Linked DNA regions of Homo sapiens: region 2 is linked to region 1. Evidence: chromatin loops called from intact Hi-C (ENCODE). Cell type or tissue: PC-3. All regions are shown on one strand. Links, peaks and the distances in the headings refer to the core of each region. The heading gives the core; the rest is flanking DNA.

Region 1 (5,382 bases), core at 108-5,107:
TGGAAAACCACGTTAAAGGAGAAAGTATTTTATTATTTGAGTCTGAATGTTTTCTAATCATTATTGCGCCCTTAGTCATTTTATAGAGTTAAGGTTCTCAGGGACTAGACTGTTGTCATTTAACAGTTCTTGAATGAACTCCAGATGATGTAATCAACTGCCCACTTGACATCTCCACTTGGGTATAGAACAGTGATCTCAAACTTATCATGTCTAACATTAAACTGGTGAGATTTGCCCCCAAACCAGCTTTTCCCACATTCTCCGTTAATGGCAACGCCAGCCTTCCAGTTGCTCAAACCAAAAACCTTGATGTCATCCTTGACTCCTCTCTTTCTTTTATTCCCTTTCTGATTCATCAGCAAACCTGGTTGGTCTACCCTCAAAATGTATTTCTAAATTCTGGCCACTTTTGACCATACCCATTGTCACCTCCCTTTTCTAATTTGCTGTTATCCCTTGACAGGCTTACTGAATAGTCCCTTCCTCTCACAGTCCCCGCACTTGCTTTCTGAAGCCTGTTGCAAACCCAGTAGCCAGAGTGATCTTGTTGAAAAGGCAGACCACACCACTCCTCTGCTCATTGAAATCATCGGTGTGGCAGGGCATGGTAGCTCACGTCTGTAATCCCAGTACTTTGGGAGGCCACAGCAGGAGAATTGCTTGAGCCCAGGGGTTCGAGACAGTCTGGGCAACATAGTGGGACCTTGTCTCTACAAAAAACAAAACAAAGCAAAACAACGACAACAACAAAAATTAGCTGGGTGTGATGGCGCATGCCTGTAGTCCCAGCTACTCAGGAGGCTAAGGTGGGAGAACCGCTTGAGCCCGGCAGGTTGAGGCTGTAATGGGCTGAGATCACGCCATTGCACTCCAGCCTGGGCAACAGAGTGAGACCTTGTCTCAGAAAAAAACAAAAACAAAAACAAAAACAAACCTCTTCAATAGCCTGTCTCATTTAAAGTAAAACCAAAGTCCTCCTTTGACCTGAAGGACCCCATGTGAACAGGCCACCCTACCTCTTATAGCTCTTACTACCCTTGAGTTTGCTATCTTTTCATGAATACACAGGCATTTTCCTGTCTTAGGGCCTTTGCACTACCATGCAGTTTGCCTGAATGCTCTTCCCCTGTATCTGTATGACTGGTTTCCTAAATTCTTTCAGGTGTTTTTACTCAAAAGTCACCTTGTTGGCCGGGTGCCATGGCTCACACCTGTAATCCCAGCACTTTGGGAGACCAAGGCAGGTGGATCACCTGAGGTCAGGAGTTCAGGACCAGCCTGGCCAACAAGGTGAAACCCTGTCTCTACTAAAAATACAAAAATTAGCTGGGCATGGTGGCATGTGCCTGTAGTCTCAGCTACGTGGTGGCTGAGGAAGGAAAATCACTTGAACTGGCAGGCAGAGGTTGCAGTGAGCTGAGATCATGACATTGCACTGCAGCCTGGGCCACAGAGTGAGACTCTATCTCAAAAAAAAAAAAAAAAAAGTCACCAGTCACCTTATCAAGGAGGTTTTCTCTGGCCACTCAGAAAAGTAGCCCCTCCTAACATTTCGTATCCCCCTTCCCTTTTATTTCTTCTTTGCATTTACCCCTCTCTAATCTGGTATTATATATTTTAGTTGCTTACTTTGTTTCCCCCATTAGAACATGAGCTTTATGAAGGGAAGAGATGAAGGGATTTTTGCAGGAAGGGATTTTTGTTTGCTGTGTTCACTATTTTATCTCTAGTGCCTTGAATGGTGCCTGACATGTAGTAGACACGTGTATAAATATTTGGTGAATAAACGAATGAGTAGAATAAAAAACGAAGGACCCCAAATTAGCGCAGACCTTTTAGCAAGTCACTTATCCTCTCTACACTTCAGTTTCTTTGAATGTGAAATTGAGTTTTGCATAAGACAGCTCCGTTTCCCTCCAGCTATGTGCAGACATCCCTGAGTTAACTTGAAAAGCTGGGAGCACAAAGGGTGAAGATTTGGGTTCAAGCCCCAGTAACATCACTTGCCTGAGTCTTAGTTTCCACACTTAGTTAGCCCACACAACAAATTGAAAGGGCTCCACCCAGCGACCGCGAAGGTTATTCTAGTTCTTAACTAGAAAAAGCGTAATTATAAAAGGAAGAAGGCGCCATACCCCTCAATACCACACGGCGGCGCAATGGTCCACCTTTGTCTCTAAGAGGGCACTGCTGTGCCAAGTCCGTTATGAAACAGCCACCACTACCGTGCAATGTGTTATTCAGACAACTGTGACGGTTGCTCATTCCTCAGATCTTATTGGTTTGTTTAAATAACAAAAATATTTAAATTGTTACTGTTTTAGATAAGAAGGCACAACTCTCAAAACCAAAACAGAGAGCTTACGTTTGAGTTCAGTCTTGCCAACGTGATTTAAAGACCAAGGTTTGCCGGGCGCTGTGGCTCACGCCTGTAATCCCAGCACTTTGGGAGGCCGAGGCGGGCAGATCAGCTGAGGTCAAGAGTTCGAGACCACATGGTGAAACCCCGTCTCTACTAAAAATAGAAAAATTAGCTGGGTGTGGTGGGTGGGCGCCTGTAATTCCAGCCACTCGGGAGGTTGAGGCAGGACAATCGCTTGAACCTGGGAAGGCGGAGGTTGCAGTGAGCGGAGATGGCGCCACTGCACTCCAGCCTGGGTGACAGTGTGAGCCTCCGTCTCAATAAATAAATAAATACAGACCAAAACGTTTGAAAAGCTAAAGTCTAAATCCGTGTCAGGTAAGGGGTGCCACAGCCATGCTAACTTAGTCCACATATGTGTCTGCACATAACCAAGAATTTCCCTCCATGAGGTATGAGGGGTGAGGAGTAAAGGGACTGTTTGGATTCCAAGACTTTTGTTTGCTTGGAAGAAGCCGTTAAAGCGTCTAGCAAATAAAAAAGACTGTGAACCTAAGCAAGCCGTTAAGTAACAGGAGTCATTGTCATTATTGTTACTTATTAGTAGTGTCATCCTCAGCTTCTGTTTTCCTTCCTCCACCATCTCTCCAACTAACAATAATGATTTTAGTTTGAATTTTGTATTTAAAAAGATAAAAGTGATTTTGTAGTTCTTTATTACAATTACACAAATATCACATGGTTATTTTTGCTGTAGGAAAAAGAAAAGTAAAATGAAGGTGACATAGTTTGGCCGTCTGTCCCCGCCCCAATCTCTTGTTGAATTGTAATCCCCAATGTGGGAGGTGGGGCCTGGTGGGAGGCGATTGGATCATGGGGGCGGATTTTTCATGCATGGTTTAGCACTATCCCCTTGGTGCTGTCTTCAGGATAGTGAGTTCTCATGAGATGTGATTGTTTAAAAGGGTGTGGCACCTCCCCCGTTACTCTCTCTCTTGTTACTGCTTTCGCCATGTGACGTACCTGCTCCTCGTTGCTTTATGCCAGGATTGGAAGCTTCCTGAGGCCTCCCTAAAATCAGATGCTGCCATGCTTCATGTAAAACTTGAAGAATCGCAAGCCAATTAAACCTCTTTCCTTTATAAATTACCTTTTCTCAGGTATTTCTTTTTTATTTTTATTTTTATTTTTTTTGAGACAGAGTCTTGGTCTGTTACCCAGGCTATCTCAGCTCACTGCAACCTCCGCCTCCTGGGTTCAAACGATTCTCCTGCCTCAGCCTCCCCAGCAGCTGGAACTACAGGCACGCACCACCTTACCTGGCTAATTTTTGTATTTTTAGTAGAGACGGGGTTTCACCATGTTGGCCAGGCTGGTCTCGAACTCCTGACCTCAGGTGATCCACCCGCCTTGGCCTCCCAAAGTGCCGGGATTATAGGCGTGAGCCACCGCGCCTGGCCAGGTATTTCTTCATAGCAATGCAAGAACAGCCTGACACAGAAGGCACTAAAAATTACCCATGCTCCACCACTTAGCTCAGAAATAGCTGTTAAGATTTTTATATTATCCACCCAACACATTTGTAATTATATTTTATAAGGATTTTTACTACTCTTTCATTTATCATTATACTGTACACATTTCCACATCATTAAAATTTTTCATAATTATCAACAATAACATGTTTTTTTATAACCTGTTTAAAATTGACAAAAAGTGTATATATTTATAGTATACAACATGATGTTTTGACATATGTATGCACTGTGGCGTGGTTAAATCAAGCTAATTACCATATGCTTTTCACATACTTATTTTTTTGTGTGGTGAGAACACTTAAAATCTACTACCTTAGCAATTTTAAAGTATAAAATATATTGTTAACTATATTGACCATGGTGTACAATAGATCTCTTGAACTTATTCCTTTTTTCTAACTGGTAACCATCATTTTCCTCTTTTTCTATGAGTTCAACTTTTTTAGATTCCACAAGATCTGTTCCATAAGAGAGTGAGAGTTCATGTGATATTTGTCCTTCTTTGTCTAACGTACTATTCTAATTAGAAAATCAGAATATTTTAATGGTAGAAAATATTAAATAGTATAGGACAAAGAAAAAAAATCACTCCTAATCTCATAATCTAGATTGGTGATAATTGCTGTTCACCTTTTGATATATTTCTTTCAATAATATTAATGCATATATATTTTTCACAAGATTAGGAATGTATTATATATATAGTTCTCTTAATTTTTCAAATTTATTTAAAAATTATTTGAAAATTACAACAGATAGATTTCTTTTTTTTTTCCACTTAACATGATTATTTTCCCAGTCATTTCATGTTCTTCAAAAACCCCGATGATAGGAATAATTTTCTCTTTCCTGAAATCTCTCTTCTTGTGATTGGATCTGTTTGAGGTCCTGGACGGAAAGGCTTGGACGAAGTCCTTGCAGACTCAGCATGGTTGTAAGCAGTATAATTTCAGAGGGCTGTCCCATGGGCTCACTCTGCAACCAGGCTGGATGAAGCAGAAATGATTTGACCTTCACTCCTTAATTAAAGGCTCTGATCATTGTTAAAATGCAACTTGCTCTCCAGAGATGCAACATTCTAAACAGCCACCCCCCCCATAGTTTATTGCTTTTCTGAACTGAGGTTTTCCTAAAAGAGGAAAGATTTCTTACCTTTTTGGTGGTTCAAGCTACATTAACTCATAATTCCTCATAGAGGAATTAAATACTATCAACTGTAATAACATTTACAATTTATTAAGCACTTATTATTATGTATTAGGCACTGCCAGGAGGACCTCTTACTTCATCTAACCTTCACAGCAACCCCATTTTATACAATCTCATGTTACCAACAATGAAACAGAGGCTCAGAGAGGTGAAAGGCCTCCCACAGTCATGACAAGTTGATCAAGACTTGTCTGGGTCTGACTCCACAGGTCTGTTCCATCAGCCCTGCCACATATCTGCCCAAACCATTTGCCTAAAATCATATTTAAT
Region 2 (5,382 bases), core at 324-5,323, 100 kb after region 1:
AAAATCAGCTTACCCAACAATTAAGGCACTATGATAATCTATATTTCAATATCTATCTATCTGTTAATGTCTATCTCTGTCTCTATATCTGTATTTCCTATATGGAGAGAGGGAGCGAGATAGGCACAGATAGGCAGACAAGAGGTGGGAAGTGGTGTCCCAGTTGAGACCTGGAAGATGACTAAGACTTAAATAGTCCTGGGAGTGGTGTTAATGGGGAAGCCAGGTGTTGGGAGCAGCTGTGTGAAGGGGATTGGATTTTATCCTCTGCCAGCTCACTTATCTTAAATTCCTTATCTCACAGAGCACTTTGTTCTTGCAGCCTTTTCTTTGTGATAAGCACTAGTGTTAGGCAATAACTGGTAGGGAAAAAAAGATTAATTTTTACATAGGTGGGAGATGAAGAGGGTGCTTCCAGCTGGGTTCTGCCTGTGCTATTTAGTTTGCCCTGGGGTGAGGAAAAAAATGTGTCTCTCAGGACACATTCTATGCAGAATCAGAAAAGGAAATGGAAAATAACATGTGGGGTGAGAGGTTTAGGAGATAAATTTCAGGCATAGGGGATCTTTTCTATGCTCCTATCTCTGAGCAAATGATATTAAAGTCAGAATATAACAGCCCCTCCCTCCTTCCTCCTACAACCCATCTTGGGAGTTTTGTCCCAGTAATGTAACAGTTTTCAATGTTTGGCCCGTCGATCCCTGGAGATAGGGGAGGTCAAAACTATTTTCACAATAACACTAAACTGTTGTTTATCTTTTTCACTGTGTTGACATTTGCACCGAAAAGCACGGCAGGTCAAACTCCTGGCATCTTGGGACAGGCAGAGACAGCAAATGGGACAGCACTCCTTGTATTCTCCATCACCAGGCGCTTGAAGTAATGGGAATGCCAGTTTCACTTAAGAATGCCCTTGATAAAGCAATAGTTACTTAGTAACATTACTATGTTAATTAAATCCTGACTCTTGCTTAACTATATCTTTTTAACATTCTCTGAGATGAAATGTGAAGTCACATCGTCACATCAAGTATTTCTGCTGTGTATTGAACTACAAGTTTGCCTGGAGGAAAAGCACATATGTGATTGAGTTGCGAGCTGAACTAGCTGCCTTTTTTTTTCTTTTTCTTTTTCTTTTTCTTTTTCTTTTTTTTTTTTTTTTGAGACGGAGTGTCTCCCTCTGTCACCCGGCTGGAGTGCAGTGGTGTGATCTTGGCTCACTGCAAGCTCTGCCTCCTGGGTTCAAGCGATTCTCGTGCTTCAGCCTCCCAAGTAGCTGGGATTAGAGGCACGTGCCACCACACCTAGCTAATTTTTGTATTTTTAGTAGAGATGGGGTTTCACCATGTTGGCCAGGATGGTCTCGATCTCCTGACCTCGTGATCAGCTCACCTTGGCCTCCCAAAATGCTGGGATTACAGGCGTGAGCTACCGTGCCCGGCCTTTTTTTTTTTCTTTTTTAAATGAAACACTGTTTTTACTTGAAAGGATAATTGTCAAGCAAACTATGGTTATTCAGGATTGAGTATTTCACAGATATTTTCTTGCAAGTGAACAAAGTTAGCCTGTCACTTCACTGAAAACAACTGTATTTGTTGCCAACGATGAAATTCAAGCTTTCAATTGAAAATTAGAATTTTGGAAAATTTTTGTCTATCATGAACTTGACCCTTCCCTTCCCTTCCCTTTCTCCCCTTTTCCTCTCTTTTTCTTCCCTTTTTCCTCCCCTCCTTTCTTCCTCCCTGATAGGATCTTACCCTGTCACCCAGGCTGGAGTATAGTGGCATGATCAGGACTCACTGCAGCCTTGACCTCCTGAGCTGAAGCAATCCTCCTGTCTGAGCCTCCGAAGTAGCTGGGACTACAGGGACTGCAGGCACACGCCACCACACCCGACTAATTTTTCTTTTTCTTTTCTACTTCTTTTTTTTTTTTTGGTAGAGACGGGATCTTGCTAAGCTGGTCTGGAACTCCTGGAGTCAAGAAATCCACCTGCCTCAGCCTCCCCTGCTGGGATTACAGGCATGAGCCCTCACCATACCTGGCTTTGGCAGTTTCTTGGTACCTAAAGACTTTTTTAGGAAATTGGTAACAGTATCAGTCAATGTGATTTTTTGATGTCATATAATGAAATGTGTCAACACTGAAGATCTGTATAACTCGAGGAAGCAATATTTCCCAAATGGCAGTGAATGAGATTACAAAATCATGCATGCAAAAATGCATTCAAAGTCGAAGATAGAACAGCAGGTTTTAACATAACAGTACCAAAAGTTCATGGATGTGGTTTCAGATTCTCCATTCCAGCTAACTTTTAAGAAACCATAACTTGTGGAGTTTTGGAATAATATCAAAGAAGAATACCCACAATGATCTTAAAAGGCTATTAAAATACTCACTTCTTTTCCAACTACATATCTGTGTGAGGCCAGATTTTCTTCATATGTTTCAACTAAAACAAGATATTGGAACAGATTGAACACAGAAGCAGATATGAAAATTTAGGTGTCTTTTAAGTCAGACATTAAAGAGATGTGCAAAAATGTAAAATAATGCCACTCTTCCTAAATTTGTTTTTGTTTTGGAAAATACAGATTTTTTTATTAAAATTTGTTATTTATGTTAAACATTTATTACTGTTATTTTTAAATGGATCAATAAATGTTTTCCAAAAGTTTTCAGTTTCATTTTTCTTTTTTTCTTTTTAGAGATGGAGTCTTGCTCTGTCGCCCAGGCTGGAGTATAGTGGCACAATATCAGCTCACTGCAACTTCTGCCTCCTGGGTTCCGGCGATTCTCCTGGATTGAATGCATTTTGAATGCATGATTTTGTAATCTCATTCACGGCCATTTGGGAAATATTGCTTCCTTGAGTTATACAGATCTTCAATGTTGACACATTTCATTATATGACATCATTTCATTATATGACATCCATTGATTCTCCTGCCTCAGCCTCCCGAATAGCTGGGATTACAGGTGCCTGCCACCGTGCCCCACTAATTTTTGTATTTTTAGGAGAGACAGGGTTTCACCATGTTGGCCAGGTTGGTCTGGAACTCCTGACCTCAAGTGATCCGCCCACCTTGGCCTCCCAAAAATGCTGGGATTACAGGCGTCAGCCACCGTGCCTGGCCAGTTTCATTTTTGAATAGGATAACTGTGATAGATATGACACATACTCAGGTGCTCTTTGGGGTCTTCAATCTTTTTTTTTTTTTTTTAAAGGGTACTGAAACATTTGAAACACCACCAGATGGCGCTGATGAGACCAAAGAACAGATTTTGTGTGCGTGAGAAAGGAAAAGATGGAGAGAGAGAGGGAAAATATGAAAGTGGGATCATAGTAGTGAGTTTTATGATGTGAAATTTCCCAATGGCAGTGATATTTGTAGTCGCTATAGGGAAAAAGTGACAGGCTTGGGAACCTAATCAATAGGTTTCTACAATCTAAATTAGATGAGTAGATTTATGCCAAATAATATGTTGGGCCTTTTTTTTTTTTAACTTCCTCTAACAAAAGCTAAGCACATTCCTTGGAGGAGTTCCCTGCAGCCTCAGAAACTCAGCAGATTAAACTGAAAGGGTTCAGTCTTTTCCATTTTGTGTTGCTAATAAGATAACATGAATCTCTGAGGCTTAAAGGTGAAATTTAGGCAGAGTCATTCCAGGAAGGAGTGTACTATAGAAACCTCACAGCCTGCAGCTTATCCTCATGGGTCCTTGGAAGCCCTAAGTGGGGAGGAGGAAGTTGGAGTGGAGGCTGCTGAGGTGGGGACGGGAGAGGCTGCCTCTGAGATAGAGTTAGCTGGGTCTCTGGGTGACAAAATTGTATAAACGGCAGAGCTTTGTGTGAGGAACTATAAACAGGCATGGGAAAACTTGGAGCCAAATTTATTTTTCTTTCAAGGGCTGTCGGAAATAGCTGACAAAGGCCAGAATTCTTTTCCAGAGCTGAAGTTTTTATTGGCAATGCTCTTTTAAGGGCCACTAATAAGAAGAAAAGCAAGAGTCTGACCTGAAGGTTGGCTTCATAAGTGGGTTTATGAGCTGCTGAAGAAGTGGGTGCAGTGGGGTATCAACCCTCCCTCCCCTGCAGGCTGGGGGGGTACTCACATATTCACAAACACTTTTGGGAAACCCACTATGTCTGCACTACGCACTATGCAAGGTGCTGGAGCTACAGCGGAGACTGAACTAGACATGGTCCCTACCCTCAAGAGGACTTGTTTGACAAAACAAAGTCAATACTGAAGAAATCTAAACATTTTCATGCCAATGCCCCCACCCCCTACCCTGCCCCACAACTGAGTTTTAAAGTGTTTTCCTAGTCCACTCGGCTCATTCTCCGGTAAAACATAATCAGTGCAACTGGCCCAGTCAAATGGCAGGTTTTCCACATGAAGATGAGAGTCAGCATGATACTGAAAGGGGCTCAGAAGGGCAGGGGTGCTGCTTCACCTTGACTGCCTTTTCTTCTTGCCCTTCCCCCTTCCTGCCCTTCTTCTTCCTACAAATATTTATTGAGCATCTGCTAAGTGGTACATGTTGAGACAACAAAGTTGGACAAGACATACTTTGTCCATAGCCCGGTATGTGGAGCTTACATGTATGTAAATGACAATAAGAAGGGAATTGCAAATTGTGGTTAGAGGTATGAAGAGCATAGGGGATGGAAACCAATTTGAGATAAAGATGGTCAGATAAAGTCACTACAGGAAAGTGATTTTAAGTCAGGATTTCTTAACTTTGGCACTTCTGATATTTTGGGTCAGACAATTCTTTGCTATAGGGGACTATTCTGTGCATTGCAGAATGTTCAACAGCATCCCTGGCCTCTGACCGCTGGATGCCAGTAGCACCCCCTGACTTCCACTTATGACAACCAAAAATATCTCCCAACATTGCCAAATGTCTCTTAAAGGGCAACACTGCTCCCTTTTGAGAACCGCTAATTTAACCTGAGACTTAAAAATGATGAGCTCATCCAGAGAGGATTGCACTGAGGGTTTTATAGGCCACAGTAAAGAATTTGGGATTTATTCTAAGTAGAAGGCAATCAGCATTTTCCACTGGGGTGTCATTACCTACTGTGAATTTTGAAGAGATCATTCAGGCGGTGGAGTGGAGGATGGATTAACTGGAGTCATAGACAAAGTCACAGCAGTCATAGGTGGCTGTTGCAATTGTCCACCCAAACCCAAGAAATGATGGTGGCCTCAGTTGGGTGTTGATACTGGAGATGAGGAGAAGATTAATGTTCAACATTTTCAATGTTTCACATTTCCAAGAACATCCAGGTCTTGCCAATAGATTTGATGTGGAGATTCCATCCCTAAGAATACCCCCACAGTGTTCTCTTTGCTCCCTGAGTTCATGGTG

The links. Hi-C counts contacts between places; a loop is a spot of excess contacts. Peaks named below come from ENCODE experiments on the same cell type or tissue, not always from the same donor. Only the 100,000 strongest peaks of a DNase experiment are listed, where the experiment ranks them.
Region 2: it touches region 1 in a loop (8-fold over the local background); 30 of 110 quality-filtered maps call a loop at or near these places.

What each region holds. Positions count from the first base shown.
Region 1 is chr14:70,814,618-70,819,999 of GRCh38, reverse strand. It overlaps MAP3K9-DT (MAP3K9 divergent transcript), which reads right to left. Exons shown (of 2, transcript NR_184164.1): 2 at 3,952-4,889. Among named protein-coding and RNA genes, the nearest start is that of MAP3K9, 7.8 kb to the right of the region's middle. RefSeq lists an enhancer at 1,974-2,268. In PC-3, for the core only: CTCF peaks have their summits at 1,930 and 2,133; a DNase peak (open chromatin) is centred at 2,159; H3K27ac peaks cover 724 bases.
Region 2 is chr14:70,712,074-70,717,455 of GRCh38, reverse strand. LINC01269 (long intergenic non-protein coding RNA 1269) reads right to left here. Exons shown (of 4, transcript NR_125769.1): 4 at 5,303-5,382. Among named protein-coding and RNA genes, the nearest start is that of LINC01269, 16 kb to the right of the region's middle. In PC-3, for the core only: CTCF peaks have their summits at 3,022 and 3,221 (motif pointing right); a DNase peak (open chromatin) is centred at 3,265; H3K27ac peaks cover 516 bases.